Linked DNA regions of Homo sapiens: regions 1 and 2 are each linked to region 3. A link is an interaction called in ENCODE POLR2A ChIA-PET data of the cell type or tissue named here. Cell type or tissue: PC-9. All regions are shown on one strand. Region 1 has its middle 3.7 kb from the start of TOP6BL. Region 2 overlaps PACS1 (phosphofurin acidic cluster sorting protein 1). Region 3 overlaps CATSPER1 (cation channel sperm associated 1).

What was found. ChIA-PET counts read pairs that join two places held together with the same protein. Peaks named below come from ENCODE experiments on the same cell type or tissue, not always from the same donor. Only the 100,000 strongest peaks of a DNase experiment are listed, where the experiment ranks them.
Region 1: POLR2A ChIA-PET joins it to region 3 with 10 read pairs; 2 of 35 experiments call an interaction of 5 or more read pairs at or near these places.
Region 2: POLR2A ChIA-PET joins it to region 3 with 15 read pairs; 4 of 35 experiments call an interaction of 5 or more read pairs at or near these places.

Annotation. Positions count from the first base shown.
Region 1 is chr11:66,739,832-66,742,331 of GRCh38, forward strand. It overlaps a transcript of SPTBN2 not described here. Among named protein-coding and RNA genes, the nearest start is that of TOP6BL, 3.7 kb to the right of the region's middle. In PC-9, no CTCF peak of the experiment used is centred here; no DNase peak of the experiment used is centred here.
Region 2 is chr11:66,165,960-66,168,459 of GRCh38, forward strand. The region is part of intron 1 of PACS1 (phosphofurin acidic cluster sorting protein 1); the gene reads left to right. Among named protein-coding and RNA genes, the nearest start is that of KLC2, 90 kb to the right of the region's middle. In PC-9, no CTCF peak of the experiment used is centred here; no DNase peak of the experiment used is centred here.
Region 3 is chr11:66,020,008-66,022,507 of GRCh38, forward strand. CATSPER1 (cation channel sperm associated 1) reads right to left here. Exons shown (of 12, transcript NM_053054.4): 3 at 1,759-1,872; 4 at 1,489-1,636; 5 at 1,087-1,178; 6 at 804-947; 7 at 557-620; 8 at 310-382; 9 at 133-193. Among named protein-coding and RNA genes, the nearest start is that of CATSPER1, 5.2 kb to the right of the region's middle. In PC-9, no CTCF peak of the experiment used is centred here; a DNase peak (open chromatin) is centred at 1,214; H3K4me3 peaks cover 195 bases.

The DNA.
Region 1 (2,500 bases), 720 kb after region 3:
GACCAGCCTGGCCAACATGGTGAAAGCCTGTCTCTACTAAAAATACAAAAATTAGCCAGGTACGGTGATGCATGCCTGTAATCCCAGCTGCTCGTGAGGCTGAGGCAGGAGAATAGCTTGAACCCAGGAGATGGAGGTTGCAGTGAGCCGAGATCCTGCCACTGCACTCCAGCCCAGGCAACAAGAACAAAACTCCTTCAAAAAAAAGCCAGTTACACAGGGCAGAACCACTTTGTGATGTAGATTTTATTGGCTATCTAGGCAGAGGAAAAATTGGACAATAATAGGAAAGGAATGAAATCTCCTGGGCTGGCCCAGCACCTGCTACTGGTGGATGAGAAATCAGACTTTGTGCAAAGGGTGACTTGGCCAGGAAGAACAGGAAGTTAGTCAGTATCATAGTCAGTTATTCAAGGAGAGGAAGAAAACAGGGAATGGGGGTGAAGAACGAAATACTCGAGTTATATAAACTTTGGTACTGTCCCAGGAAAAGAATCTCTCTTTTCCCCTAAGTCTTAGAAAGGGGAAGAACAGATGCTGTAGTCCAAGAATTGCACAAAAGTCAGCACCATTATGGCCTCTAGTTGCCCCCATTAGCCCAATAATATTCCTCTGCTAGAACATCCCTGTCTGACCCCTGATAAGAAAGCAGAGGGAGGTGAGTGGTGAAGCTGCCCCAGATTCTGTGCTCCAGGTGGAGAAGGCCTCAAGAAGGTGAAGGGATGAGCTAATCTGAGCCTCATGGCCCCATTTCCAAGGATGTGATTAGTGGAGAGTCACCTGGGACCTGCTCCATTTCAGGAAACCCGGTTATGGGAACTGGTATGGGACAGACTTTGCTCAGGACCCGAGAGAAGCAGTTAACCCTTTCCTACTGTCTGGATGGGAAACAGCTTAATAGTTGCTTGGTTCTTTCCCAGGGGAGGGAGTCTTCAAATGGACTTCCTTTTGCATCAGCTTGGAAAGGCGGACCTCAAGGATATTTTCTACTTAAGTTCCTAGGGTCAGCCTCTTTAGGGCATTTGAAAGCTCTAGGGGAGCCTAAGAAACAAGGTGGGGCCTTAAGAAGTGTCTAGGAGACACAGAGAGGGCACATTCAAAAGGAAAGCTCAACAGTCCCTAAAATGTCATTGTTCATCTGGCAGCACTCCCTAGGATGTTCTGGTTCCACTCAAACCCTTGAGTTTGGGTCAGAATCAGTCTTGGGCTCTTCTTATAGGGGGGCAGGGAGTGTGTCTCAGACAGAGGGTTTCTTTTTGGAATAAACAAGATATCCAAAGTAGACATGTGATATGGTTTGGCTGTGTGACCATCCAAATCTCATCTTGAAGTGTAGTTCCCATAATCCCCATGTGTCATGGGAGGGACCAGGCGGAGATAATTCAATCATGGGGGCAGTTTCCCTCATCCTGTTCTTCTGATAGTGAATTAGTTCTCAAGAGATCTGATGGTTTTATAAGGGGCTTCCCCCTTCACTGGGCACTCATTCTTCCCCTTCCTGCTGCCATGTGAAGAAGTATCTGTTTACTTCCCCTTCTGCCATGATTCTAAGTTTCCTGAGGCCTCCCTAGCCATGATGAACAATGAGTCAATTAAAACTCTTTCCTTTATAAATTACCCAGTGTCGGGTATGTCTTCATGAGAATGAACTAATACAACATGAAACAGTAATATAAATTCTGAGGTGGGTGCAGAAATGGAAGCAGAATCAATATGTCACCCAGTCTAAGGACTGGAAATAACTGGCTCCCTACAGACACTGCCAATAAATGAGACCTGGAAGGCCAGGGCTGAAAATATCGAGAGCCATACTCAAAGCCTCCTTGGTTGGCCTAGTTAACTAAGGTGACCTTAACCAAGGGCAGGTCATTTAGTTTCTTTGGGCTTCAAATTTCTTCATCTTAATAGATAACTGATAATTTCCAAAGTCCCTTCTGGCTCTAACATTCTAGTGTTCTGAGGATGAGGTCTGAGCAAAAAACCGTTTTTAAAATTTTAATTTTTTTTTTGAGACAGGGTCTTGCTCTGTCACTAAGCTGGAGTGCAGTGGCATAATCATAGCTCACCGCAACCTCCAACTCGAGGGGCTCGAGATCCTCCCACCTCAACCTCCCAAGTAGTTAGGACTGTAGGCATGCATCACTGTACCTGGCTAATTTTTAAATTTTTTTGTAGAGACAGGCTGTCACTATAATGCCCAGGTTGGTCTCAAACTCCTGGCCTGAAACAATCCTCCTGCCTTGGCCTCCCAAAGTGCTGGAATTACAAGCATGAGCCACCATGCCTGATTTATTCATACAACTTCTTCTTGGATTCTCATTTTTATCATTTCTAAAACAAAGATAACATCTTTCTTACAAGATTACAAAATTGGGAGAACTGCTTAAGATGAATAAGAAAAAGTGAAGAGCACTTAGCACAGAGTGGATTCTCACCATATATCAAGCCTATATTGCATGCTGCCTGAATACGTGGGTTTACGCTACGGAAGTCCTGATGG
Region 2 (2,500 bases), 150 kb after region 3:
GTTTTCCTGTTTCCACTCTCCCCTTTCTTTGTCCATTATTCACCTAGCAGCAGGGCGATCTTGCACAAATCATTTTCTATCACCCCTTTGTTTATAATTCTTCAGTGGCTTTCCATCATAAACAAAATAAAGGTCCCTACTGCATAGTCCAGGCTCCGTTTGCCTCTGACCTCACATCTTTTTGTTTGTTTGTTTGTTTTGTTTTTGAGACAGAGTCTTACTCTGTCACCCAGGCTGCAGTGCAATGGCATGGTCTCGGCTCACTGCAACCTCTGCCTCCCGGGTTCAAGCAATTCTCATGCCTCAGCCTCCCGAGTAGCTGGGACTACAGGTGCCCGCCACTACACCCAGCTAATTTTTGTATTTTTTGTAGAGATGGGGTTTCACCATGTTGGCCAGGCTCTCTCGAACTCCTGACCTCAGGTGATCCACCTGCCTTGGCCTCCCAAGGTGCTGGGATCACAGGCGTGAGCCACCATGCACAGCCTGATGTCACATCTTACAGCTGTCGTCATTTGCCATGCACTAGACATCCTTGCCTTGTTTCCTTCAAATATCCCAGCCTCACTTTATTTAGGTTTCATCTTCTTTTTTAAAGTTTTACTCTATATGTATTTCCCTGCACAATTAATCGTTTATTTTTGCTTGGTTTTGAATTTGATATAGTACAATATTATAGGTAGTCTTCTGCAGCTTAAGCTTAGTTCATTCACTTTCATTGCTGGATCGCTTTTGATTGTGTGAATTTACAGGTTTGTCTACTCCTCTGACAGTGTACACTTGGGTTCTGATGAGAACAGTGCAAATATTGTCTAGTATATAAGGAACTTATAATGGGCCAGGCAGTGTTCTCAGTGCTTTTATATATATGGGCACTAAGAGCAACCCTATGAGTTGGTATTATTACGATGCTCATTTTTCAGATGAGGGAGCAGAGACATAGGAAGATGAGTAACTTACCCTTGTCATCTGGTAATGAGTGAAATTGCTGGATCATGGACTTCACATATGTTTAGCCTCAAAAGATGATGCCTAATAGTTTCTGAAGTGATTGTACCAGTTGATACTCCCACCAGCAGCATATGAGTTCCCATCGTGCCGCATCTTCACACACACCTAGTTTTGCCAAATTTGTGGGTGTAAAATGGTATTTTGATTTCAATTTGCATTTCCCCGATTCCTAATGATTTGAGCATATTTTTGTATATTTATTATCCATTAGTGTTTCCTCTTCCGGAAACATGGAGCGTCTGTTCATGTCTTTTGCCCACTTTTCCATTGATTTGTCAGTCTTTTTCTTACTGACTTATAGTTCTTTCCCTTTGTCAGTATTAGGAGTTTCAGTCTTCTCTGGGTTCATGGCTTTGGCTTGTCTTTTTTTTTTTTTTTTTTGTTGAGACAGGGTCTTACTCTGTGATCCAGGCTGGAGTGCAGTCATAGCTCACTGCAACCTCGAACTTGAACTCCCGGCCTCAACTGATCCTCCCACCTCTGCCTCCCAAAGTACTGGAATTACAGGCATGAGCTACCACAGCTGCCTTTGGCTTGTCCTTTGAGTCTCTTTTTGGTGTCTCTTGATGAATAGAAATTCCTAATTTTAATATAGTTGGATTTCTCATTGTTTTCAATGTCTTATTTTTAGAAATCTACTCTTACCTCAGAGTCATAAAAATATTGTCCAATATTCTAAAATTTTGCCTTTCACATATAAGTATTTAAGCTACATGAAGACTATTTTTATGTATGGTGTGAGGTGTGGATCCAACTTTCCTTTTTTGCATTTCATAGTTTATTTTTTTTCCCAGTTATTGAAATACTGCCTTTTTCTTATATTGTTTCTGCATGATTGTGGGATTATTTCTGGGCACTCTATTCTGTTTCATTGATCTTTTTGTTGTTCCTTCACTAATACCATAGTGCTTCAACTACTGTTTCTTTACAGTAAATCTAGATACCTGATAGCCTAATTTCCCCACCTTGTTTCTTTTCTTCAGGAGTGTCTTACAGTGGTGTGATCATGGCTCATTGCAACCTCAACTTCCCAGACTCAAGCAGTCTTCCCACCTCAGCATCCCAAGTAACTGGATGCCACCACCATGCCTGGCTACTTTTTAAAAATTTTTTGTAGAGATGGGGTCTCGCCATGTTGCCCAGGCTGATCTTGAACTCTGGGCTTAACTGATCTGCCCACCCTGGCCTCCCAAAGTGTTGGGATGACAGGCATGAGCCACCATGCCTGGCCTGCTCCTCCTTATAAATTTTAGAATTAGCATCTGTGGAAAATCCTGTTGGAATTTTGATCGGTGTTGTATTAATTTTTTATATCAATTTGGAGGAGAATCAACGTATCAATGCTAGAGTGTCTCTTGTGCATGAACATGGCATCTCTTTTGTCTTACAATGACATTTGTATACGTACAGTATAACTTACAACTCCATGCAGGTCTTGCACATCTTATGGAGCGAGACAGTGTAGAGACAGCGTAGAGTAGTGGTTTTA
Region 3 (2,500 bases):
TCCTGAGTCTCAAATTCTAAAACTCTAAAACTGAGTCTGGAATTCTGTGACTGTGGAAGGAGGTTAGGGGGATGGAGAGACTGGCCCCCACTGCGGACGGGCAGGTGGGGCCAGGGCGGGCCAGGCCCATACCTGCAGCTCTGAGCTCCGTCAGTGAGTCTTCCAGCAGCTTCTCTTGGATCCGGGCGGCCCTCTGGGAAGAAGAGGCCTCAGATCTGCCAGAGTCCCAGGCCTGCTCAACCCTGGAGGCCCCTGGCCTCACTCCTCCAGCTTCCTGATCTGGTCCACCTGTCCCACCCCACTCGGTACCTCCTGCTTCGCTTTCTCAAGGCCTTTGAACAGCGCCGTCTGGAAGCTATCCACCAGGACAGTAATCACCAGGCTGGGGAGAGGGACAGGGGTGTGCCCTCAGCGAGGAGGCCAGAGGAGAGGGGCACCCGGTACTTCTTGTGGGTTCAGCGTGGCATGACCAGGGTGAGAGGGCTGGGGTAAGGGTCCCAGGGGAGAGGAGGAAGTGTGGGTGGTGCTGGGCAGCAGAGCAGGGGTGAGTCCTCACTTGAGGAAGATGAAGTACTGGATGATGATGTAAATTACGAGGATGGGAATGATGTACCAGGCGCCTAGGGGGAGCAGGCCAGAGGGCACAGTCAGGCTGTGCTCGCCACCCCCAACCACGACCTGCTCCCTTCCCATACCCGGACATGCAGGCATCAGAAGCCCCACTTTGCCGATGGGGTCACTGAGCCCTGGCCGGTCCACCCCGCCAATCCCCGGCCCTCCCTGCAGCCTGGGGCCTGCCCTACCCTGGGCACGGCTGTCCATGTAGATGAGGGACCAGTCATCCAGCGTGAGCAAGGTGAAGAGGGTGAAGATGGTGGTGAAGATGTTCTGGAAGCGCTTGGGGTCAGATTTGCGGAACAGTGCCCGGAGGACCGCGGAGAAGAGGACTGGCTGTTCAGGGCCAAACTCAGCTCTCCAGTGCTATCCCCACCCCAGCGCCCCTCGTCCTGCCCCATCCCTGCTCCCCGCACCCCTTTCACCGCAGCCCCTCAGGCCCCCACCCCAGCCCCTGCAGCACCAGGATACAGAGGCAGGTAAACATGAGGATGAGGATGGCTGCGATGGACGGCAAGGACTGGCCCAGGGTCCCTGTCACTTCCTGGACGCTGGTCAGGAAGCTGTGGGCAGAAGGAGTGGGGACTGAGTCATCGGTGAGGGGCGGGGGTGTGTGTCTCTGCCCAGCAGCCACAGCTGGCGCTGAAGGCAGGAGGCTCCTGACTTGTTGGTGACTTGGGTGAGTCCTGGCCCCTCTCTGGAAAAATGAAGGGGCTGATTCCAGTGCATGACAGAAGGCAGAAGCAGGCTGGGGTCAGCAGCCTCCTGCGCCCCCATCCCTTGAGCAGGTCACAGTGGATTTCTTTGGGGCCCTGGTCTGTGTCCCCTCTTCCTTTGGAGTCCCCACCCCAGGTGGGAGCCGTGGCCACTGACCTGAGCCTCCGCAGGACCCGGATTGCCCTCAGGGCCCGCAGGCTCTTGAAGACCTTGAGGATCCGGAAGAGGCTTTGGTGGTAGATGGCGAAGGAGTGGGTCTGCATCAGCAAGAAGTCCAGCACGGCCATGGCCATAATGAAGAAGTCTGAGGGCACGGGGTGCCTGAGCCTGGCGGGCTCCCAACGCCAGCGCCCCCTTCCCCATCCTTCTCTCGTCCCGAGCCTCCCCCAGACTAAACACACGCAGCCTGGCCCCGGCCGCACCCACCCAAATTGTTCCAGAAGTCAAAGAAGTACGAGAGGCCCAGGGCGATGATCTTGAGCAGGGCTTCCACCACGTAGATGCAGAAGAATATGGAGTCCAAGGCCATGAAGTACCACTCTGCAGGAACACAGGGGTGCACTCAGAGCTGTCCCCAGCACCCAGTGCCCTCTCTCTCCTCAGCATTAGCCTCACACAAGCCCAGATTCCCAGGCTCTCCCCGGCTCTGCGTAAGCAGCTGCGCGACTTCACTACTGCTGTGTCTCAGTTTTCTTGTCTTTAAAATGGGGATAATTGTGTCCAGGAGCAGTGGCTCACACCTGTAATCCCAGCACATTGGGAGGTTGAGGCGGGCGCATCACTGGAGGTCAGGAGTTCGAGACCAGCCTGGCCAACATGGTGAAACCCTGTTTCTACCAAAAATACAAAAATTAGCTGGGCATGGTGGTGGGCACCTGTAGTCCCAGCTACTTGGGAGGCTGAGGCAGGAGAATCACTTGAACCCGGGAGGCGGAGGTTGCAGTGAGATCGCGCCACTGCACTCCAGCCTGGGTGACAGAGCCAGACTCCGTCTAAAATAAAATAAAATAAAATGGGGATAATTGAAGTCCACTTGATAGAGTTGTGAGCGTTAAATGCATGAACACAAGCGAAGTGCTTAGAATGGAGCCTGAGACAGCGAGCCGGGCAGCTCCTGTCCTTCACCCTGCTCCACGGCGTTGGAGGGCCCAGCCTTCCCCGACCTTAC